Regions from separate parts of the Mus musculus genome. Here all the other regions are linked to region 2. The links are chromatin loops, found by intact Hi-C in ENCODE. Cell type or tissue: heart. All regions are shown on one strand.

Evidence for each region. A loop is a pair of places that touch in the nucleus more often than their neighbours do. Peaks named below come from ENCODE experiments on the same cell type or tissue, not always from the same donor. Only the 100,000 strongest peaks of a DNase experiment are listed, where the experiment ranks them.
Region 1: it touches region 2 in a loop (7-fold over the local background); 35 of 42 quality-filtered maps call a loop at or near these places.
Region 3: it touches region 2 in a loop (2.4-fold over the local background); 3 of 42 quality-filtered maps call a loop at or near these places.
Region 4: it touches region 2 in a loop (2.2-fold over the local background); 3 of 42 quality-filtered maps call a loop at or near these places.
Region 5: a loop joins it to region 2, with 2.3 times the contacts of the local background. A loop is called at or near these places in 3 of 42 quality-filtered maps.

The regions. Positions count from the first base shown.
Region 1 is chr8:56,483,722-56,488,721 of GRCm38, forward strand. 4930518J21Rik (RIKEN cDNA 4930518J21 gene) reads right to left here and starts at 1,247. Exons shown (of 3, transcript NR_131020.1): 1 at 1,056-1,247. In heart, a CTCF peak has its summit at 2,519 (motif pointing left); no DNase peak of the experiment used is centred here.
Region 2 is chr8:56,060,602-56,065,601 of GRCm38, forward strand. Glra3 (glycine receptor, alpha 3 subunit) reads left to right here. Exons shown (of 10, transcript NM_080438.3): 5 at 1,830-1,912. Among named protein-coding and RNA genes, the nearest start is that of Glra3, 120 kb to the left of the region's middle. In heart, a CTCF peak has its summit at 2,665 (motif pointing right); no DNase peak of the experiment used is centred here.
Region 3 is chr8:56,282,599-56,287,598 of GRCm38, forward strand. No RefSeq gene overlaps it. Among named protein-coding and RNA genes, the nearest start is that of Hpgd, 9.5 kb to the right of the region's middle. In heart, no CTCF peak of the experiment used is centred here; a DNase peak (open chromatin) is centred at 2,603.
Region 4 is chr8:56,292,457-56,297,456 of GRCm38, forward strand. Hpgd (hydroxyprostaglandin dehydrogenase 15 (NAD)) reads left to right here and starts at 2,096. Exons shown (of 7, transcript NM_008278.2): 1 at 2,096-2,256; 2 at 2,483-2,606. The coding sequence starts at 2,164. In heart, no CTCF peak of the experiment used is centred here; a DNase peak (open chromatin) is centred at 2,095; H3K4me3 peaks cover 1,369 bases; H3K27ac peaks cover 582 bases; H3K27me3 peaks cover 943 bases.
Region 5 is chr8:56,333,065-56,338,064 of GRCm38, forward strand. No RefSeq gene overlaps it. Among named protein-coding and RNA genes, the nearest start is that of Hpgd, 41 kb to the left of the region's middle. In heart, no CTCF peak of the experiment used is centred here; a DNase peak (open chromatin) is centred at 2,767.

The DNA.
Region 1 (5,000 bases), 420 kb after region 2:
ACATGGTATTGGTACAAAAACAGACACTGATCAATGGAATTAAACTAAAGATCCAGACATCAGTCTAGTCACCAGTGGACAGCTAATTATTGATAAAGAAGCCAGACAAACGACTGGGAAAAAAAAACAACAAAAAAGCAAACAAAACAAAACAAAACAAAACAAAACAAAACAAAACAAAACAGGATCTCCAAAATTGTGGCTGATGAAACTAGACAGCAGTTTTAGAAGAGTCCAAAGAGATGCATACTATCACTATGCATAAAACTCAACTCTACATGGATAAAATATCTTAACATAAAACCAAATACACTGAACCTGATAGAAGAGGAAGTAGAGAATAGCCTTGAACACATTGGCACAACATATAACTTTCTGAACAGAACATCATTAGCACAGTCCCCAAGACCAACAATTAACAAATGGGACTTTATGAAACTGCAAAGGTTCTGTAAGGCAAAGGACACCATTAATAGGACAAAATGACAGTTTACAGACTGGAAAACGATTTTACCAACTCCATATCCAATAGACGACTCATGTCCAAAATTTATAAAGAACTCAGAAAAACTATGTATCAAGAAAACAAATTGCACAACTAGAAACTAGGATACAGATGCAAACTGAGAATTCTTGAATGAGAAAAGACTCACATGGCTAAGAAACTCATAAGGAAATATTCAGCATCCGTAGCCATCAAAGAAATGAAATAAAACCTGTCATACCTGTCAGAAAAGCTGAGATCTATAACACAGCTCATAATAACAGCTCATGTTGATGAGGATGTGAAGCAAGGGAACACTCCTCCATTGCTGGTAGAAGTGCAAACTTGCACAACCACTGTGGAAATCAATATGGCGGCTCCTCAGAAAGTTGAGAATCAATCTACCTGAAGACCCAAGTATACCATTCTTGGACGTATACCCAAAGGGTGTTCCATCCTACCACAAGGACACTTACTCAAACATATTCAATGTGGCTTCATTTATAAAAGTAAATGCTTATTTCTAAAGGTTGTTGGAAGACGGGACATTAAGATTACCTTTGTGACTTACCTCTTCATATCCTGTCTAATATTGTCACAAAGTTGCTACCCTCAGAAGCCCCTTCCCTCTAACTAGGAGAACTCTCTCCTTTAAAGGCCACTAAAATAAGGGATTTCCTTTGTTCTTTGGGCAGATGCTGAATCTCCTGTGCACGATTCCCTCTCTGGGCTTTCCGAAAGAGGTTCCACCTGAATTCCATCTGAACTCATCTCCTTGGAAGAATCTTACTTAGAATAGAGAATCCTCCTATGAATTCTCAGTAGATACGTCACTGTCCCTCTCCGGCATGTGTAGTGCTGACTACCTACCTTCTCATTCAATCTGTCCTTATAATGAAACGCAGGAACGGGACCTATGCAAATACATACATCAGAAATGTCCGTGGTGATAATGTGTATTTGGGGTTTCTTGTTTTGTTTGTTTGTTTTGTTTGTGTTTTTCTTTTTTCAAGGCAGGGTTTCTCTGTGTAGCCCGGGCTGTCCTGGAACTCACTCTGTAGACCAGGTTGGCTGCAAACTCAGAAGTCTACCCATCTCTGCCTCTACACCACCGCCACGCCGCTGACAGTGTATATTTAGAATGATGCATGTTGATGAGGCTAAGCTTTTGATTTTGTTGGTTTGAGGGTTATTTGGGAAGGGTTGTTTCTTCTGATACTGTATCAGAATCCAGGCTGGCCATTAACGTTACCAAGTAGCCGATGACCTTGGACTTTAGATCCTCCTGCTTCCAACCTCTGCTCAATGCTGGGATTAAAGGTTTGCGAGCTGGTTTATGCTGAGGGGGTGGGGGGGGGGGTGCTGAACCTAGGCTTCAGGTACTCGAAGCTATCACTCTTCCACAGACTACCTCAGCAGTTATTCAAGTTAATGTCTCAGTTTGCCCCTCGCGAGGGGCGTTTCCTAAAAGTTCTATAGATCCTTTTCTCTCAACTTCATCAAGTTGAAAACCATTGAGTAATTTGAAGTGTGGTATCATAAAATTCACGGAATTTTGCTCCTTTTCACTTGCCTACTTTCATCCTTATATCTAAAAGAGGAAGAAGACGGTTTCCCAGAACCGTAGCGAAGAACAGCTGCATTCTGGGTAAATTATTAATGGGAAGACAGAAAAATTAAGGAATGGCTGCACATTTCTGAGAGCCATTAAGATTATAAACCAAATATTCTCTGTACCCTGACAAAGCTCAATGTCAAGCTCTGAAGTGCACATTTTTAATATCAGTCTGCTAGCCCTGGTTTATTTTACAAGGTTTAACTCTGCATGTGGTGCCTTCGGTGGGTTTTATTTATTATGTCTTATTTAATTTACACCAACACTGATATTATAGTTGCAATTTAAACCTTGCCAGTTACCAGTAATATCCATCATTACAGATTCCTTTTATTTGTTAAGAGAACAAAATTAATCCCGTTTCCTGTTTTTAAGCAAGTTAACAAAAATACAAGCCTCTTCTGCCATCTAGTGGCCATCTGAATTTTTAAACTAAAACCTGAAACAAACCACTTTAAGTTTGGCCCTAAAATACTTTATAATTTTTAACCAGAAATCATTGGACATTAAAATTCTAATAAAATAAACTATACATTTATGTTGTATATAATGACTACAAATAATGTCAGTTTCTTCTTTGCAACGAAACATTGAGTGAATATGTTAACAGCATATTTCCATTGTACTATTTTTATGTTGTTTCTTTAAATGACTTTACTCTTAATGGCTAGAGTCACAGCATGTGACAGAAACAACCCATATTTTCCCATGATGACAATTCCAAACTATTTTGAAAGTGCTTATTCAGGTTTGGGTTCCTGCTGGCAGTGAATTTTGCCAGGGTTCTATGGTTCTGTCTCGGCCATTCTCAATAGCAAGGAATGATGACCCTGACTGAGGCATTTTTAAATGGCTTTCCCCTAATGACTCGCAATGATGAACATTATGTTACATGTTTATTGCTATCCATGTTTTTGCTTTGGGAAATGTCTGTCTTCTGGCCATTTCTTTTTAAACCGTTATCTGAGAGCTCCTTAGATATCCTAGGTACACTTCTTTCCTCCAGAATGGTGGATTTTTTTTTTAAATGCCCCATGGTTGTGTAGCTTGTCGTCCTGCTTCCTTAAAAGGGTTTCCTCAGCACACACTCTCATTTTGGGTCTAGTCAATCAAAAATGTAAGTATGATACTTTTCAAGCCGTCTTTACTTGGAGGCTCTGTTTTGTTTTGTTTTGTGTTGTGTTGTGTTGTTAGGCAAGATCACGAAAGTTCCCACCTGGCCTTGGACTTCTGATCTTCTTGCTCCCATCTCCAAAATGCTGAGACTAAAGGCATTGTTGCCACCAGTTTGCTTAGCACCAGGGATCAGAGTCAGGATTTCACTGAAATATGTTTTTCAGCCCTGGGTGGTGTCATTTTTAATAACCCTGGATCAGAAATCCTAAAGGCCTTACCTCCTGCTATTTTTCTTACATTTAACTCTCCTATGCTGCTTGCACGAAGATTCTCTCCCCTGCCCAGTTGTTCCTGTGTCTCTGTTAAAGTCCACTCACCGAGCACCTTGAACTGGCACCTTTTAGTCAAGCAAGCACAAGCTGAATTCTCATGACAGGCCTGTGACAAAATAAATGTAAAGGTATAGATGAGCTAATTTTTATAAGAAAAAATGAAATTCACCAATATTACAAAACTTCAACTGTAAAAAATAAAAAGAAGAAAAGAAAAATAAAATCCATTTTTCCTTGCCAGCCCTTGCTACCGGAATGGTGACACTAAGACGATTTGTTCATTATTAAATATGTTGTCCACAAGCTTTGGCTCATTCCCTGAATAGCTCCTAACTTATTGAAACTATTCTTTATCTACCACTTAGTTAGTTCTTTTCAGTTCCCCGTCCATTTCTTTCTTTGTGTCTCCTCAGCATTCCCTCAGCTTCTCTCTCTAATCTCTCTCAGTATCTCTCCTTATTCTCTCATGAGTTCAGCTACGTACGCCTTTACTTCCATCTCCCCCAGGTTCTGGGCAAATCTCCCTTTTATTCTCTCACTATTTCCCAGAATCCTCTCTCTTCCTGACATTGTCCCACCTCCTCTTTCCTGCCTCAGCTCATTGGCCATCATCTTTTTTATTGACAGGTGATGCTTATAAGAGATTTTTTCTACAGTCAACTAGGAAAAAACACAGAAAGTTATTTAGTATTTTAAAACACCTCCCCCCCCCCCATTTTAAAAAAAAATTCATACCAGATGTTTCCTTTAGGTAAGGATTTGAACAGCGAATCAGTAGATGGCGGAGGAAGTATTTTGGGAGAGACATCCACAATTACATCTTGGCTGGGCTTGATCAGCTCCCTATAGGACCTTAGCCATTTTTATGAAGTTAAACTAATTTAACTTAAAATGAAATTTAACTTTTAGGGTGAACTTACACGTCCCAAATCCTGAATGAATTTTCCATTTATCCCAAGTCCATTTCTGCAAAACAGTATTGAAAGGAATTCATGAGCTGAAGTATTTGGGGAATTTGTTATGGCAAATGTTTTATTATAAACATTTACCTCCTAAAAATCTAACGTAATGTATTACCATTTTCCCTAATTTCACATTTCAGAGGTAGAGAAAAGAAAAAGAAGGTGAAAAGGGGGGAGGAAGAAGAAGAAAAGGGAGGAGAAAAGAGAACGGGGGGAGGCTGTTTTAACCACTAAGGTTCAAAAGCAATTCGTGCTAAATTATATCTTACAGTTTACAAGCAAATTTGGGACATGCAAATATGAAAAGGAAGAAAGCCATTGCTCCCTGAAGCACATGAGACTAAGTAATTCAATTTCCATAATGCTCAAAGTGGCCTGAGTGCTGGAAAAATTTATTGCCAAAATCTCTACTGACCCAGTTTTAAAAGACAGAGAAAAATATTTAGTAAGGGCATAGAAATTAAGTTTCTCTGATGCTCCAAGAGAAGGCA
Region 2 (5,000 bases):
TGTAGCTAAATGTTGGGTCCTGTTTACATAACCAGTCTGTTAGTCTATGTCTTTTTATTGGGGAATTGAGTCCATTGACATTAGGAGATATTAAGAAAAAAAATTTTTGCTTCCTATTATTTTTGTTAGAGGCAGAATTATGGTTTTTGTGGATATTTTCTTTTTGGTTTTTTAAAAGAAGATTATTTTCTTGCTTTGTCTAGGGTATAGTTTCCCTTCTTGTGTTGGAGTTTTCCATTTATTATCCTTTAAAGTGCTGGATTTGTGAAGAAATATTGTGTAAATTTGTTTTTGTCATGGAACATCTTGGTTTCTCCATCTATGGTAATTAAGAGATTTGCTGGGTATAATAGCCTGGGCTGGCATTTGTGGTCTCTTAGGGTCTGAATGACATCTGCCCAGGATCTTCTGGCCTTCATCATCTCTAGCAAGAAGTCTGGTGTAATTCTAATAGGTCTGCCTTTATATGTTACTTGACCTTTTCCCTTACTGCATTTAATATTCTTTCTTTGCTTTGTACATTTGGTGTTTTGATTATTTTGTGATGAGAGGAATTTCTTTTATGTTCCAAAGTGTTTGGTTTTCTGTAGGCTTCTTGTATGTTCATGGGTGTCTCTTTCTTTAGGTTAAGGAAGTTTTCTTCTATAGTTTTGTTGAAAATATTTACTGGCCCTTCAAGTTGAAAATATTCACTCTCTTCTATACCTATTATCATTAGGGTTGGTCTTCTCATTGTATCCTAGATTTTCTGGATGTTTTGGGTTAGGAGCTTTTTGCATTTTACATTTTCTTTGATTGTTGTGTCAATGTTTTCTGTGGTATCTTCTGTGCCTGAGATTCTCTCTTCTATTTCTTATATTCTGTTGCTGATGCTTGCTCCTGACCTCTTTCCTAGGTTTTCTATCTCCAGAGTTGTCTCCCTTTGTGATTTTTTTTATTGTTTCTACTTCCATTTTTAGATCCTGGATGCTTTTGTTCAATTCCTTCACCTGTTTGGTTGTGTTTTCCTGTAATGCTTTAAGGGATTTTAGTGTTTCCTCTTTAAGGGCTTCTACCTGTTTACCTGTGTTCTCCTGTATTTCAGGGAGTTATTTATATTCTTCTTAAAATCCTCAATCAGCATCATGACATATGATTTGAAATCCAAATCTTACTTTTCTGGTGTGGTGGGATATCCAGGACTTGCTGTGGTGGGAGAACTGGATTTTGATGATGCCTAGTAGTCTTGGTTTCTTTTGGTAAGATTTTTGTGTTTCTCTTTCACTATCTGGTTTTCCCTCGTGTTAGATGTTCTTGCTGTCTCTGGCTGGACCTTGTCTCTCCTGTGGGTCTGAAAGCCTGTGTCAGCATTCCTGGGAGATCTGATCTCTCCTGGCAGAACTTGTGTACTGAGAGCTCTAGAACAGCCCAAGGCTCTCAGTGCAGATGGTGACTAGAACAATCCTGTCCCAACTGCTCCACTGTTCCTGTACCCTGTGTGCTCCTCACGGCCGTGCTTCAGATAGTTATTGGAGAGAAAGTGTCTCTCTCACCTCTGAGCTCAGAAGTGAAGGCTCTCCTGGGAGAACAGGTTTCTCCTGGTGGGACCTGTGCACAGTGGGCTGTGAAACAATCTCAGCACGAAAGTGCAGATGTCAGACCAGAAGGATGATTTCTCAGCTGCTCCACTGTTCCTGTGTTCAGTGTGCTTAAATAACATTCTTAACCTGGAGAAATTTTCATTTGCACAGTTTTAGTTTCTCTCAACATGAGAATTTCTTTCTCTACACAGTAGAAGATGCATGTGTCAGTGTAAATCACCTTTAAAAGAATTCCTTTCATCCTTTCAGGTTGACATTAACACTCTCCTGTCCAATGGATCTCAAGAATTTCCCAATGGATGTACAAACATGCATAATGCAACTTGAAAGCTGTAAGTAAGAGTGACTTACTTTTTCTGAGCATTTATTAAATGTAAATTTAAGTCTTTAGTGGCTAGATCAGATAATTTATTTTATAATTTTCTGGGCACATGTCTATTGAATAAAAGAAAAGAAAATCATTGAATATGAACTGACATCTATATATGCTGAAAACTTGAAATGGTCCAAGCATTTTATGCATACTACATCAGATAAGATTTAAAAAATTCGTATTCCCATATTTTTAGATGTGAAAACCATCTCTTAGAGTGTCTGGGTAATATTCAATAAGTAAGAGCCATAGGTGACTAGCTGCCTGCCTCCTTACCTTAGACTTTTCTATGAGGTTGAGTGTTTGGCATTTTAGCTAAATATGCTCCATGGGTCATGTCAGGAGAAAGGACTTTAAATGTATGGAGACTAACCGAAGCTTTCAAGTTTTCTTCAGATGTCTTTCTGGTAAATGAATATCACTGATTAACACTAACATTAAACAAAGTGTCAGAAGTGTGCTTCATTTAACACTTTTGTAGTAATATAAATGATAGAATTGTACACAAATGATAAATATGTACATAGTAATTAGTGTGTACACAGTAAAATGCTTTACGATGTTTATTCAAAGTGAAATATATATATATGTTTTTTGGTTTTTTGGTTTTAAGAAAGCTCTATTTGAACTCTTTCCTGAGGAAAATTGGAAATTTTATCTGCAGAGTTCAGGGTCTGATAGGCAAGCCTTGTAGTAAGATGGGCATGCCACTAGATGGCGTGCAAAACTCGTGGGGGAACATGGCCCAACCCTCTATCCCCATCCAGCACTGCTTTTTGAGGGCTTATAAATATTTATTTCTCTGATAATAATTCTTGTCTTTAACTTGTAAATGGTTTACTCTGTGTCTCTTAAATATTAAAGCCAGGCATGGACAAAATGAAAACATCAGTGAAGGAAAAGCAAGGCAATCTAAAACTGGGATATTTAGATGTTTCATGGAGGAGGAAGGAAGGAAAACTGCCTAGCAGTGCATTATTCAAACTTCGTACGACAAAGAAGAGCAACTTTATGACAGTTGACTCTGTATCTTGACCAATGGAGGACATAGAGAAACTAAGTAATTTTTTTTCCATAAATTCATCTGATTTCTTGAGTCAAATTTATAAAATTTTATTAAAAGATAATTATTTCATAATTATCTTACTTAAAAGTATCTTATTTTAAATTATCTTACAGGAAAAATGTAAGACTTAGAGAAATCATATATTTATATATATGTGTATACACACACACACACACACACACACACACACACACATATATATATATATATAAATCACTGGCTCCATGACTACTGTAAGTTATTTAGAGGTCAAAGGAAAATTGTTCAAAGTTTAAGGAGCAAAAAAATTATTTGGCAATTTTTTTTATATTTTCTTATTACATGTATGTGCATGCATATGTTTATATGTGAACACATGTGTACACGGGTGCACATGTATATGGAGATGTACACATATGGGGGCCAGAGATATCAGGTGTCTCCTTCGGTTGATTTGCTACTTTTTTTACTTACAATACTTACCTTATTTATTTACTTATTTTTAGATTGGAGCTCACTTACTTGGCTACTAGCTACCCGAAACCAAAAACTCTAGATCTCTTCCTGTCTTGACCTCCCCAGCCTATGCTTGAAGGCACATTCAGATATTTACTAGCATAGATGGTTAAAATCAGGTCATCATATTTGCATAGTAACTATTTTTCATTAGGTAGCCATGTCCTTACACCAAATAACCGCATAGATTATTTTACCAATGAACCAAGATTATGCAATGTGTTTTTATAATATTACAAGAATAGGAATAGGAACTAGTAACAAGATAGGGCACTGTGGTTCAGAACTGTAGTTTTCGGTATTGGGGAGTCTGAGGTATGAGGTTCATGAGTTCAAAGCCAGCCTGGGTTATTTAATGAGCCCTTTATTTCAAAATGAAAACATAACAGAGGCCTTGTGACATCATTCAGTGGTAGACAGAGCACTTGCTTTGCGTGTTCAAGGTAAAAATAGCAATAATCTACCCCACAAATAGAACAAGAAAAAAAGGAAAGACACACTAGGGAATGAATGCGAAAAGAACAATAATTAATGGAGATGATTAATATAATGTGGACATGAAAGGGTCTGTGTACCTGTGAATCAGAGTTAAAAGTGTCATAAAGTCATATAAGTAGGATCATGTCACAGACATTAAGAAACAATTGGAAAGTCTAAAAAGGAAGTATTTATAAGACTATTAACAAATGCAATATTAGTACATTTGGGGTTTGGCATATTCAGGTTTGTTGCCAAAGACAGAACTCAAATTAAATTGTTAAAAGTTGTGTGAATTTTGGCTCAAGAAATTAGATGAATTTACCAGAAAGAAAGGGAGATAACTACAAAGAACATGCCCTTAAGGAAACCTTTCATTTATAAGTTGTTAGGAAGAAATTCTAGGAAAGATGTAATAGATGATACATTAAACTTATTCCTGTCTTAGGAAGCTGTAGAGATATCTTTTAAACTATCCACTATGGCAACTACATTGAATGAAACTGAAAGAACAGAAAATAGAGCCAGTGTTCTTGCTGACAGTGGCAGCTGTGATTAGAATAATGAAGATTAAAAATTAAATTCTAAATAACTGAAAAAGCAAAAGATTAGATGGTAAGGAAAGAAAGAGCAAAGTCTGGCAGTCTATGAATAGTAGCTGAGGAAGAGAGACAAATGAAGAACGCAGTATTTGAGGGAAGGCTGGGTTGTGGAGCTCAGAGTAAACACAGTCGTGGTCCACTGTTTGATTGTGGGTGTCTGCAACTGTCTGAGTCAGCTGCTGGGTGGAGCCTCTCAGAGGACAACATGCTCCTGTCTGCAGGCATATCAGAGCATCATTAATAGTGGTAGGGATTGGTGCTTGACCATGAGTGTGTCTCAAGTTGTGCCAGTTATTGGTTGGCCAGTCCCTCAGTTTCTGCTCCCCCTCCCCATGCCTGCATTACTTGTAGACAATATAGATTTGGGGTTGAAAGTTTTGTGGATGGGTGGTGTCTCTACTGGGTTT
Region 3 (5,000 bases), 220 kb after region 2:
CCTCTGCCTTGTTCTCTTATTCCCCCCCCCCCCCCAGTCTAAGTCTCTTTCTTATTACTTCTAATTCGACAAGACATCTAAGATTACTGACAAAGTTACAGGTACAATCTGTAGGACCGAGCAGTAGGGATTTGTCTATCTTTTTTTTCTATTTTTTTATTAGGAATTTATTTCATTTACGTTTCCAATGCTATCCCAAAAGTCCCCCATACGCTCCCCCACACACCCACTCCTACTCCTTGGCCCTGGCGTTCCCCTGTACTGAGGCATATAAAATTTGCACGACCAATGGGCCTCTCTTTCCACTGATGGCCGACTAGGCCATCTTCTGATACATATGCAGCTAGAGTCAAGAGCTCCAGGGTACTGGTTAGTTCATATTGTTTTTTCACCTATAGGGTTGCAGATCCCCCCGCCCCCATCTCCTTGGGTACTTTCTCTAGCTCCTCTATTGCGGGCCCTGTGATCCATCCAATAGCTGACTGTGAGCATCCACTTCTGTGTTTGCTAAGCCCTGGCATAGTCTCACAAGAGACAGCTATATCTGGGTCCTTTCAGCAAGATCTTGCTAGTATATGCAATGGTGTCAGCGTTTAGAAGCTGATTATGGGATGGATTCCCAGATATGGTAGTCTCTAGATGGTCCATCCTTTTGTCTCAGCTCCAAACTTTGTCTCTGTAACTCCTTCCATGGGTGTTTTGTCTATCATTAACTGTGGATTAAAATGGTGTCCTGCCTAGGGCTTGAGCCACTGGGCGGGCAGGATGTGAGAAATTTGACTTCAAGCATCCCATGCCACTTGGTGGCCATTGGGCTGTGAGAAGCTGCAGGATCCTGCTCTGAGGGTGGGGAAGTGCAGTCTGGGTTCCCTGCAGAACTGCCAGAGTTAGCTGATACTCTCCTGCACCACAGATGCCATTGGGTGCCACAGAATATATGAGAATGGAGTGGGGACCCTCTTTGGGGCCTGAAGGGAAAAAAAGGGGGGGAGAGTTTCGACTGGTTCTCAAGGGGACAAGAGTGTCCTAGGCTTGTTCAGAGGACAGCTTGGCAGAGACCATGGTTGAGAATGCAGGGGGCCCTCCTCCATGAGATGTGATGGCTCTTTAGAGGAAGACCTGCTCCATTGCTCCAGCATGGCAGATCCCAATGAGAAGAGACAGCCCATGATTTTGAAATGTTTATTGTCATGTAGGAGAGTTGTGATGAGTGGAAAATTACCCCAGTTTCTCAGGATGGGCCTGAGCTTAAATACCTTTTGCAGGGAGGAGTATCTGGGAAGGGGAGCTAAGAAGCAGTAGAAAGGAGTAGAGGCAGAGAAAGGCAGAGACAGGGAGAGAGTAGAGAAGTAGAGGGTGGCCATGGCCACATGGAGAAAGAGATGGGAATGAAGAGAGATGGGGCAAGAAAGAGAAGCAAGAGAAAGAGTAAGAAAGTAAGAGAGGGAGGAGGGGGCAAGTAGCCCCTTTTAAAGTGGGTCAGGCCTACATGGCTTTTGCCAGATAACTGTGGGAGTGGAGTCCAGACTGGATATCAGGAGCTTGGGGCGTTGCCCTGTGTGACTGATGGCTACAGAATTGTGGAGAGCTAAGGCCTTGTGTCAGGAGCATAGTGTCTGGGGGAGAGGCAAACACCTTCCTTCCCTTGCAGGAACACCTGCTGGGTCTCTAGGGTTTAAACCTAGCTCAACCAGAAAACAGGCTGCCTTTCATGTTCCCACAGTTAACTTGTATATTTATTTTTATCCTACATGGTAAATTATCATGTGTACTTTCAAAAAGCATTGGGGTTAGGGGTATAATCACAGCAGAGTCCTTGGTTGGAATGTCTGAGGCCCTGAGTCCCATCCTCTGCACCATGAGTCATACATACATAAAATTTAAAATTGTCAATTAGAAAAACAGTTCTAAAGCAGGGTAAATATGCAAGCAAGCCAGAATTCTCCAAAGCTTCACCAAGATTCAGATGAATAGCTTTGAGTTGTTTTGATGTGTATATACGTTTTTTAGTTTCAAACATTTTAGTTTTTTAAAGAGTAATCTTCACAAATATATTCACCCAGGCTCCCTCAATTAAACGTGGCCTATTGTGAGCCATGAAGCAGATGAAAGGATAACAGGAAGTTTTGATTAAAGACAGCTTCAGAAGATCCAGCGTGTTCCGAGCCCAGTGACAGAGTACTCACAACATGAACCAAATAAACTGTAAAGCACGCTCCACTACATTGCTTATCATTAAATCACCTTGGAAACTCCACTTCTTAAATACAAACCAGTTCCAGCTCAAAGAAACTTATGTTTAAGTTCTTTGTTATTTTAAGAGTAAATCTAATCCTTTTCTCTTGGGGGCAGGGGAGGGGGCAGTATGTTGTGACTCTTCATAAGCCACAGACTTAAGGAGGTGTCCTACATAAAGCTCAGCTTCCTCGTATTCTGTTGCATAACATTTGCTATGAGACTGAAATATTCCACATTACAGGGAAGCTCCTTAAACCAGAGGGTAAACAACTCAAAATAGCTTCGGTAAGGCCCTGAAACTGACCAGAGTCTCTAGGCCCTTTCCTCCTGGGAGTAAACAAGCCAACAGGCTGGAGTCACTGTCAGACAAGAAAAGCTGCAAAGGACACTCTGAGACCAGATCAGCAGCCTGGGAACAGCTTCCTGGAAAGGGTTTAGATCAACTGAGTCACTCAGAAAAGGCATTTTTCCAGTCGGTTGAGATGCCCAAAGGCTGTGTGAAGTGTGTTCCACATTCCCAGCTTTTGCGAGCTGTCACTCACATGCTGGGGGGTGGGCTTTGGTGATGCAACTGTCTTTAAGTTACATCTGCTCCTAGGTAATCCTTCACCCACATTCCTGTAAACAATCCTTATAAAACTCATTGCTTTAGCAAGTTGGTTTTTGATGGTGTCTGCACTTTGGTTGGTTGCTGGCTCCCTATCTAATGTGTGTAGATGAGTGTATTGTGTCTCTCCAGGAAAAAAAATCTTGTCACATAATGTCTGCAAATATATTAATTTTTGCATTTAGTGCTGTGTGATGCAATGTAATAGACACACATTGTAAACTGACTCACATTAACAAATGCTACATCCAACTGCCATATACTTTTCTAATGCTTTAACTATGTTGCTATGAGGTTTCATCAGTATTTGAAGATCAGAGAGGAGGTGGTAGACAGAACAGGCAGGTGTAACCTGAGTTCTAAACTCTGCTCCTTTCAATCCCATTGTCTGTGTTCACTCCTTTTACTGGCCACTGGAGCAAGGATTTCAAATCCTCCAACATGCAAATCATGAATCATCAAACATAGCATAGAGTTGAAAGCAGAGACTGAAAATGGGTAGGAGACATCAGAAGAGGACAACCTGATACAGTGCAGCCGATCCCTAATAGATTGAGGGAGAAAACCAAATTTGATTATGTAAATGTCAGGTAACTCATTCATTTCAGGTGAGGTTACAGCAAATTTGCCAGAATACCAAGTTACTGCTCCTGACAGCTTCTGGTTCTAAATGTCTTTTGTGTACTCTGAATTTGACAACCAAAATTGTATTTGAAGTCTTTAATTGTAATTAAAAATATGAATTTCTTGCCTCCAAAATCTAAAGAATTAATGATAGAAACAAACTTCAAGGAATTTCTTCAATGTCTAGGCAATTGGATACTGAAAGTCTCCTTCTCTGTTATTAGGTATTATAGAGCTAGGATGACATTAATATCTGCTGGGAAATTTCTCATATTATTAATGGCCCATCGACAACATAGTCATATTCTGGATTGATTGTTCACTTGAGGAGGCTGAGCTATGGGTCAATTTTTCTATGACCTTCAGAGATCTTCCTGTCTGATAAGGATCCCAATACACTCTCAACGAATGAAGCCATTGTTTCTACCAAGCATAAAAAGGTTTGAAAACACTATATGCAATGCTTTAAGTGTGGAAAACATGCATTTTCTTTTCTCCTCATCGACTGTGAAATTTGAAAAGACTAATGTGATTACGCATCTCTGACCAAGACAGATGAATTGCCAAATAGAAAAAGTGCCAATCCAAAGAGATTTTTCTAGGACACTGCCCAACAGTTCAAAAGGAATAAATTATGACCCAAAGATGGAACAGCTCAGCCAAGCACAAAGAAGTTTCCTTCCTTAGATCTAAAAAGCAAATGTACAAGCTTACTGTATTATGCACAACATACTGATTTCATTATTGTGAAAAATATGACGAACTCAAAAGCAGCAAATGCAGATGTGAGCGGCTGATGTTCCTCCTTGCCTCTGTCCTGTCAAGTCAATGTTTGTGGTCAGCATCATGTTGATGTATTCCATTACTTTGCTTGAATTACTTTGCTTCTTCCCAGTACTGTATGTTTCATAAGCAATGCAGCTGAGTAAGTCAGTAAGCAACCCTGCTGTCTTTGCCTAGACAACCATTCATTCCCTGAGAGCCACCAACATAAAATTGCAAACAACCAAATAAGATAAAGCTCTTGGGTTTTAAAAGCTATTCAGTGACATTCAGCTATGTGTTGGGGAAGGGGGAATCTGAAATCCATTTTCTTGGCTTACACTATTCAGTGTCCTGGTCCTTGTTTAACTCCCCAGCATCCTCTTCTGTCATTCCCCCATCCCCCAACAATATCTCAACGTCTAGCTTTTGCTTCTGTTTTATTTCATTGAAAACAGTCTTCTCACTCTCTCCAGCACTGTAGCTTTAGACCCCTGTTTATACTACCCCCCTTCTGTCTTCACTAACACATTTTCTCCTCTTCCTTCTAGTATGAACACAAATAACCCTTCTGCAGGAGACCCACCTCCCCCACCTCAGGGGGGTGAGCTCCTCTATGCAAACCCTCACACACATGTCTGTTTCCAAATGAACATCCACGTCCCCAGGCAGCTCATATGTCCCCAGAAGCTAGTGAGGGTTAGTGTTCAGGTGCTTGTGAAACACCTGATGAGTAAGTCGTACAAGTGATGTATGCGTGATAGACTCA
Region 4 (5,000 bases), 230 kb after region 2:
CCAGGCCCTGTGGTAATGCTTCACATGCGTTGCTCAAGTCTTACTTAACAAATCAGGAATCTGAGGCACGATAAAGGGAAGAGCAACACCCTCCGCGTCATCTGAAATCTCAACCATAGACCCTCAGACTCCTGTTTGGCTGTTTGGTGTTTGGTTTTGGTTTTGTTTTCTTTTTTTCATGACACCAGTCTCTTTAGTCTGAACCAATCCTGTCCTTTCTTAAAGGAAAACTTAGTCTCCTCCTAATCTCGCCAATGACTACCCGGTCCTAGATCCATAATGATGGGCTTGACAGTAAAACAACCTCTCTCTCTCTTCACCAGCCACTTTCTCCTAAAACTTCGCATCAGGTGCTGTGCCTTTTAAATTTACTCATACTGGCTATTACTGCTCTAGCTGATTGAAAACCTTTTGCCAAATGTGGCGCTCATCTCCATCAAAGCTTTAGGGACCACTTGACTTTTGGAACGGTTCCTCTCTGTTGAGCGCTGCAAAGCCACTGCTCTTCAGACATCTTCACTCATAGTGCAGTAGCTGTTTTTGTTTTTTGTTTTGTTTGTTTTGCTTTGTTTTTCTAGCTTTGGGCAAATCCTTCCTGGTGAAGATGTGTTCTTTTTCTCAAGCCTTCAGCCCTGGCTTTCTGTTATTTGCCTGTCTTCTTCTTATTTGTCTCTGCTGTTCTCATTCAACATCAAGCCCTTACATACACCCACTGGTGAGTTTCAGTGACGAGTCCCACACCCAAATGTATACGGGTAGGACTAACTGAACTTAGCAGTTTACTTGGGAGAAAAAAAACAATAAGAGAGGAGGGGTTGTTCGGGCATCTGAGGAAACTTGGAGGGAGCAAGACATATTTCCTTGTATATGTGCATGAAATTCTCTAGAATAAAGAAAAAATTAAAATACAGTGCCTCTACTTCCCCTTCTCAGTACAATGCTGGATATAAATATGTTCCTATCTTCTCAGCATTTTTTTTCAAGATCTAGTTTCAAGGCAACTTTGAAACCAGTTGGCTTAACACCAACTCTGTATTTTCTGCAGCCTCTCCAAACACTTCCCTGAGGAACCGGGCACATTCACCAAGGCTTCCTTCACTAAGCAGGCAAAGTACACAAAGAACTCATTCTGCTGTTAATCTCGGGCTTCCCGCGTGCTCAGATGTCTTTGTGCCTGAAAATAAATGCCAATGAATTAAACTGACAGAACGCACTTTGAAGCCTGCCGCTGTGAACGTGAGAAAGGGACTTAGTCAGTGGACTCGTGTCCTGGCAAACAGTCACCCTGGCATAAAGTCAGGGCTCCAGTTCCTGCAGGTCTGGGGACCTCAATACCAAATCTGGATTACTGAGCCATAGGAGCCAAGGTGGTCCAGCAAGTAAACTTCCATCAAAATCACAATATGCAAGGCTACCACTGATGCTGGCATGACTAAGGACAGTTCAATATGACACACAATGGACACTGATCTGAGACAGAAACTCCAGGAAGATTCTTAAAACTCTGGCGTTGGAACACGATTCAGGTTTTGGGAGTCAGAGCAAAATTAAACTCTTGTGCTCACTGTTTGTACAAAACGTCAGTAAATAAAAGCGTTATCCTCACTCACCCCAAGCCCATAACTATATTTGTTTATGAAATGAGAAGTTATGAAAAAGCTTAACACACACACACACACGTGCACAGCAACGCCCCTTAAAATATTGTTTTTGATTCCTTCTTTTGCTTGCTTTTAATTTAATATTTATTGAGGCTGTGAGGAGAAATCCAAGTTTCCAAGCCTCTTCTCTTCTCTCCTGTAAGATTAACTTTTGAGTCGTTCAAGAAACTTTTCCAGAAAGTTTGTCTTCCTTCCTTTCAGCTTTTCCTCTCTTAGCTCACTGTGTTCATGCAGCCAGAGGCTTGGGGAAAATTCCTGCTGGGGAATCTGCAACAGCTGAAAGCCTAGAAGGCAAAGATCACCTTGTGCGCCGACCCTACCCTGGTGCTCAGGGGCAGGTGACACAATGTCGGTTTCCTAGGCGCTGGCTTGACAGTTTCATCCCCGCCCACTGGCAAGAGAGCTCCTAGGGCCGCTGCACACGCGCACGGAGTGGGCTATAAAAGCTGCTGCGGCGTCCAGACTCTGAGCTCGCCCACCACCCGCAGAGACGCGACCCGCCATGCACGTGAACGGCAAAGTGGCTCTGGTGACCGGCGCGGCACAGGGCATAGGCAAAGCCTTCGCTGAGGCTCTGCTGCTCCATGGCGCCAAGGTAAGGACTTCTCCGTGTCCACCCACACGCCGCCGGAGCCCCTGGGGTGCCGAGCCCCAGGCTCGCAAGCCGACCTCCAACGCTGCTGGCAGAGAACCCGAACTTGGATGAGCACATTCTGAGGTCTAAGAAGGGAGCGTCTTTTTTATCCATTGCTTGTGTGTCTGTGGCTTGGTGGCGGCTGTTTCCTTCATAGGAGACCCGCTCCCTCTTTTCTTGTTTGTAGGTAGCATTGGTGGATTGGAATCTTGAGGCAGGTGTAAAATGTAAAGCTGCCCTAGATGAGCAGTTCGAACCTCAGAAGACACTGTTCGTCCAGTGTGATGTGGCTGACCAGAAACAACTGAGAGGTAAGACGTTGGGGAATCAATCCATAGACTCGGGAACACACCTTGTGCAAGCAGCAACCTGACTGCCAGGTAGGAGCAGACAAGGCTGAGAGCCAGCAACGCTCTCTCACGGGAAGCTGTGACCTTCTAACTCCAATGGATAGTTTGAATTTCTGTGCTTCTTTCTGATAACCCAATGGACATAAAAAGTAAGACAGGACTGCCTAAGAAATCCTTCTGTTTTAGCCACTTGGCAGCACAGAATGTAATCAAATCTTTTGTGTATTCGAAGACAGTGCTGCTACAGTTAATTACCCAGTGAGGGGGACAGGCTGCGGAACTATGGCAAGCAGTTCTCAGAGAGCTGGAAGACTTCTCCAATAACAATCAAACTCAGCGTGCCTTTCGCTTAGACACTTCAGACGCCAAGTTCCAGGTCATGGTCACAGGCAAAGCAATTGCTTTTAGCCAGATCTTTGCTCGGTTTCCCCTCTAAGATGGCACTTAAAATAATAACTGTATGGCGTTAAATTTCTTCTTCTTTAGAATTAAAGAAGAAAAGGCTCTATCGCTTTTCCCCAATGTTTTCCTGTTTTTCTGTGGTCTCTTAAAATAGATCCATCTACTTGTGAAATGTCAGGAAGAATATTGTCATCAGCAATGCACACTGGCTGTATAGAGGGCTCAAAGGATTTCCCTAAAGATAATTTCTCCAGGAAAATATAGAAAAAAAAAAGATGTTTCAAAGGGCATTGTTCAAATAAACAAAGTAAATCGGTAGGCACCTTTTTAATCTGGAAGTCAGAATACAAACCCAACCTGCTCTACAGTGTCTATCAATGGAATCCTGAGATCTTAGGTTTCTTACATCTTAGAATATACCCTATGAATAAAAATGGACGGATCCATTAGAAGACAGTGGACCTAAGATAGGGGTAATTGGATTAAAGAGAACATCATTAACATCTGAAAATGCTAATCTGTCCGATAGTAGAGGTAGCCTTTATGAGTAGAAGAGATCTTTAAGAGAAGTCATAATAGAACATCCTTTGCCAGAGAATGGTTTTATTGATACTATATCATTTAGTTTCAATGACAGTCATGCCCAGTCCCAACATTCATGCTACTGGACTAGGGACCAGTAAAGATAAATTATATGGCTTCACGCATGGTATTTAATGTGTTATTCTGCCAGTATTTAAAATGAGTATCATGTCTACGAATATATTCCTTAAACATTAAGTGATTGTGAAGGAACCTCAAGCACACAGTAAATGGCCCAGAAGACCTGTCTATCATAAGAAGTCCCCACCTTGTTTAGAGACCCTCATACATAAAAGGAAAGGATTCTTGAAACTTCAGAACTTAGGGCTGCCCACAACTTTTAAGACTGTTTAGATACATTGGGCTCATAAAGACACAGAGCTGAAAGGGTTCCTGCAGCCCATCTAGATACGTTATGGTGAAAATCAGCAAACCAGAATAGCACAAAATGTTCAGACAAATTATAAAGAGGATCATAGCATGTACATGACAGAAGGAGCTAAACTTCTAAGTCACTTGAGCTGAAATCTCAATGAGATGTCAGACAGCAGACAGCATAGGACACTTTAGTAAAAGTCTAACCAGTGGCTTCCAGGAGGGAAGAAAATTAAACCTAGACATGAAACCTAGACATTTGCTGGAACCAATTTACGACTTAAGGAACTGTTTTAAAGTTGCACTGAAATATAAATGATATATATAATATCACTATATATCACTTTTAGTTTTGGTTTCCGGCTTGGCTTAGTAAGTATAAAATGATGCTTATGCAAAGCTTTGTCAATATGCTTAACAATCACCTTTGATGGTTGTTAATAACTTTTTGAATTTATTTCAGTCAAGATAAATTTTGGGTTGATCTATCTATTTCAAAGAACCCATATGTTCACTTGCAGGCCTAAGAATACACATCTTCCATAGGAAAGAAAAAAGATAGTTGGCTGCAGTCTGAAGTAATAGAGATAGATTGAAAATGACCATGGAACTTGTCAAATCTTTAGAAGTATATAAGAGACTGCTTTAAGAAGTCCGAGTTTCCTAAGGTTAGGTGACGCCCTCTTTGAACTAGCTGTTGAGGGTTTTCAAGTCTTTGATATATCGTAAGACACTGAAATGAGTAAGATTCAGGTCTGGGAATCTATAGTAAGTTTCTCAAATAAACACCGCTTTATACAAAGCCATAATACTGTAAACTAGCAATGATAATAGGAAAGAAGAATGAAATAGTAAACATGAAAGCAGATTAACACAATGAAATTGACTGAATAAAGCATCAACTTTTACTTATTAAACAGCAGAGATTCTTTTTTTTTTTTTTTTTTTTTTTTTTTTTGGTTTTTGGAGACAGGATTTCTTTGTATATAGCCCTGG
Region 5 (5,000 bases), 270 kb after region 2:
TGAAATTAGATCGAGTATTTACAACCCATAGATTTGATAAGGTATCAATATGCTAAACTGATAAAAATTTGCACAACCCGATACAAAAAATTAATAATAATAATAATAATAATAATAATAATAATAATAATAACATTTTAAAAAACTGATTTATAAAGTATGCAGAGAATTCAAATAAAATATAAATGGTCAACTAATCAGAGAGATGGGCCTCCAAGATGCTGAAGAGTAAGGGTGCTTGCCCAAAAAATAACCTGAGTTTTGAGACCCACATAACAGAAGAGAACTGACAACCACAAGTTGTCCTCTGATCTCCACACATGTACTGTTGCACATGTAACCAAACACATATGCAGAAGTGATAAATAAATAAATACTTAATTTTTATGTAAAAATAATAAAAGTAAATCTTTCACATAATCTGCCCATTCCTTGGAATACTTTAATAATTTTTATGTTAGCATACAAAGTAGTGGATTTTGTCATAACATAGTCCTTTGTCACCAGTATTTTTACATTTATTTTATTTTATTTTTGAACATTTTACACATGAATATTGTATATTCATCACCTCCACTTTTCTAACTTTCCCATGTTCCTCTTACTCTCCTCAAGCTCATCACCCAGGTAATTATTATCACAAATATACATTATATATGTATATAACATGTAAAATATCCTGCTGAGTCTATTTAGTGTATCTCATGTGTTAAGAACTAGCCATGTGGGATTAGATAACCTATCAGAGGGTCTCGCCCCTGGAGAACACATAGTATCCCTCTCTCAGTGTCAGTTAACTGCCTATAACTCTTCATTCTATGGAAAGAACTTGTAAAAATTCTTAATTAATGTAAGAATTACATTAAGTAAGCTCTTAATGAGCTGTCAAGCGCTGTTGTCATTGTACTTGTCTTGTTTGGGTGACCATATAGTTGTGATTTCCTGAAGGCAGCTCCTTGTTAACTTCAAAAGACATTGTCTCATAGCAGAAGTCTTGGTCCTCTGGCTCTCACTACTCTCCGGTCCCTCTTCTGTTATGGTCCCTGAGCCTTAGGTATAGGGATAGCATTGTAGATGAACCATTTAAGGAGTGATATATCAATATACTTCTGCATGTGCATCCAAGTGAAATGAAATTGCTATCTCAAAGAGACAAGTGATTCTCCTGTTTGTTGAAGCAGTATTTCCAATAGAAAAAATATAGAAATAACCTGTGTATATTGACACGTTAATAATGCAGCATGCCCAGGAATATTATTCAGTCATAAGAACAAGGAAAGTCTGCCATTTATGCCAGTAAGCCTGAAGCTTGATGTCCAAAATGCCATCTGAAATCAGTCTGACAGAAATAAAAAATATTGCAGATATTTTGCCCTCATGTGTAGAATTTGAAGAAACAAACACAGAAACAAACAGACAAAAATGAACACACACACACACACACACACACACACACACAGACATACACACACAGACACACACACTAGTTGAGTAGAAAGTTAATTTGTCTGTGCCTATCATTACAAAATAAATAAGTATATTACTTACGTTTCTATTGCTATGGTAAAATACCATGACTGTGGTAACTTATTTAAGGAAAGATTCATTTGAACTTAAAGTTTCATAGGGGTAAGAGACCTTCACTATCAAGCCAGGCAAGCACGACAGCAAGCAGGCATGGTGACTGGAGCAACAAACTGAAAGCTCATGTCATAAATTGCAAGCACAAAGCAGGAGAAAGGGGGAGACAGAGAGAGAGAGAGAGAGAGAGAGAGAGAGAGAGAGAGAGAGAGAGAGAAAGAGAGAGAAAGAGAGAAAGAGAGAGAGGAAGAAGAAGAAGAAGAAGAAGAAGAAGAAGAAGAAGAAGAAGAAGAAGAAGAAGAAGAAGAAGAAGAAGAAGAGGAAGAAGAAGAAGAAGAGGAAGAAGAAGAAGAAGAAGAAGAAGAAGAAGAAGAAGAAGAAGAAGAAGAAGAAGAAGAAGAAGAAGAAGAAGAAGAAGAAGAAGAAGAACTAAAAATGACCCAGTCTTTAAACTTTAAAAGCTTCCTGCCAGTGACAGTGCCTTATATATGTGTGATGGGGGAGGGAGCAACTAGGTACTTTTAATCAAGAGGAATACCAAGTGGGGGAAAAAGTAACAAGTTAATGAAAATCAAGTAGTCAATTCAACTATTCAACTGTATTTTATAAATGCTCGATACTAGGTTTGAAAAGTATGCCCAGAAAGGTGAATGAATCATTTTAGACATTACTTGATTTAAAATTTTCAATCTACTAACCAGCGCCTCTATTGCATAAAATACCTACCCTTGTTCATTCAAGTTGAGACTTTGAAAGTTCTTAGCATACAAAACTACAATCTTTGATGGGCAAGATAGAAGCTATTATTTGACATTAAACAGCTCAGCACATGTTAGTTTTATCAGACTCTCCCCAGCAGAGATAAAAACCCGAAGGAAACAGAATACAAAGTTTATCTGCTGGAGGAAGGGCAAGGAAGAAAGTGTTCTGGGACACGAGAGCTTGCAAAGGAAGCAGATATGAATAGAACCAGATAATGCACACAGGCAGAAGTAAAGAAAGGGAATAAGGAAATGACCTCCTGTCCGATTTGCCACTTGCCAGTGCTAGTCCTGGGTTGAGAGTGATGATGCATTTTGTCTTCAGTCTTGGACTACTTATCTACCCGAGTCTGAACTCAGACACCAACAACTGGCAAGACCTTAAGAACACGTTCTAGAACTAGCAGTGAGTTCATGCCCTAAGCTTGCCACAAACAACCTAAAGAGACACCGTGTTCTAAGCTTGAAGCTCCCTCCCTACTTCTTTTCCTCAGCCCTCGCCCCGCCCTGCCGTACCAGTCATTGATTTTCTTGGCAATCTGTCTTTACAAGGTGTGTGCATGACTTCTCTGCTGCATTTTCCATCCAGTTTGGAAATTAACGAGTTCCATGTAATTCCCTACTCGTGTCACCAGAAGTGATGATTCAGTACTACTAGGACAGCATCTAGACATAATCAAAGCTCTTTCCAGTTGTAGTTAATCAATTTTACTTTCCCAAGGTCTGTTGTCCCTTTGCTACATCTTTTGGTACCGTTTTTTTTTTCTTCTAGCACACCAAATAAATTTAAGTTTTGGATTTACTTCTAGGTATTCCTATGTACTTTGGAAGAAAATCTTCATAAAAGACACTTTAAGAAAGCGATTTTTCCCTAGGATAAAAATATTAAAAATAAATATTTGAGGCTGGATGTGTAGCTCAATTGGTAAAGTGATTTCCCAGCATCCATGAAGTTAGACCTCTCCTCTCCTTCAAGTAGTACATAAATCAGTGGTGGCTCACCTTTTCAGTCACACTACTTTGGAAGTAAATATAGAAGAATGACAAATTCAAACATATCCCCAATTGCCTATAGTTCTTTATATAATGTTGAAGCTGGCTGAGTATTTTCCACATCCACATTAGCATGTCTATTGTTGTCCTTGTTGAGCTCAATTAAAAAAAAATACAGAAAGAGTTGCAGGGCATCCTGGGACATAAGGGCATATGCAAATCTGTCTTTAAAAAGAAGTAATTATTTTCACTTTCTTCTAAGCCCAAATCAGAAAGAAAGGGAAGAGATGATACATTAAAGTATAAAGCTAACATAATTTTATATTAATCTAATGTTTTATTTTCAAAATACAACTTAAGAAAATACTTTGGAGGAATAAAATTATAGTATTGAGAGAAAATGATGCTGTGTAAAATTGCTAGCAATCAAAACTCTTCCTTTAAAGGGCCAGTTTATGGGTTGGATCTAGGGAGGCCACACGGACCTCATTTGAACCACAGAAGCTATCTGCCAGCACAGTAAGTTCAAATGCTTCCGGTGTTTGAAAACTGACCTTCTCGCTTTACTTTGTTTAATCAGAAAATAGTTTACGCGGCACTGTTGAGGTTTCTCGTTTCCAGATCATCTCTGCCAGCAGCCTGACCTCTGGGCTTCTGGCAAAAGTAGACTAAGCATGGTAAAATATCAAAATTTCTGAGGCCGTAAGAGCTACAAAAGCTGCATTTTCCTCATTATTTACTCCACATCCCAGTGTCCGACCTACAAATTAGTAATGCAATTCAGGAAAGAAACTTGGAGCTTCTGAATCAAATGGAGTAGACCATAAAATCCTACACTCAGAAAACAAAAAAGGTCATTTACAGAGCTATGGAAGTTATTCATAATTATAGTGGCAAAAAAAAATTTACACCAGGAAGCTGTCTTGCACATTCTTGGTTGCAAGTCTCACTGTTTTCCATCACTAGTTGATAAGCACGTGGCATCTCATAGGCAAGATCTCTGAATCTATTTGGAGAAAACAGGTAAAAGAGTTACAGAATGAACTTGAGATGGTAGCAACAGGCAAAACCCACAGCTTACTTTTCTTTCTATCAAAAACTCTCCACTTCCAAAATGATGATTTGGTTGTATCAGTGCCCGCATTAAAATGCAGTTATTGTTGGAGACATATAGGAATAACTTTTTTAACCTTTAAGACAATGTGAAGTTTTCTTTTTTTTTCCATTTTTTATTAGGTATTTAGCTTATTTACATTTCCAATGCTATACCAAAAGTCCCCCATACCCACCCACCCCCACTCCCCTACCCACCCACTCCCCCTTTTTGGCCCTGGCGTTCCCCTGTACTGGGGCATATAAAGTTTGCGTGTCCAATGGGCCTCTCTTTCCAGTGATGGCCGCCTAGGCCATCTTTTGATACATATGCAGCTAGAGTCAAGAGCTCCGAGGTACTGGTTAGTTCATAATGTTGTTCCACCTATAGGGTTGCAGATCCCTTTAGCTCCTTGGGTACTTTCTCTAGCTCCTTCATTGGGGGCCATGTGATCCATCCAATAGCCGACTGTGAGCATCCACTTCTATGTTTGCTAGGCCCAGGCATACTCTGACAAGAGACAGCTATATCAGGGTCCTTTCAGCATAATCTTGCTAGTGTATGCAATGGTG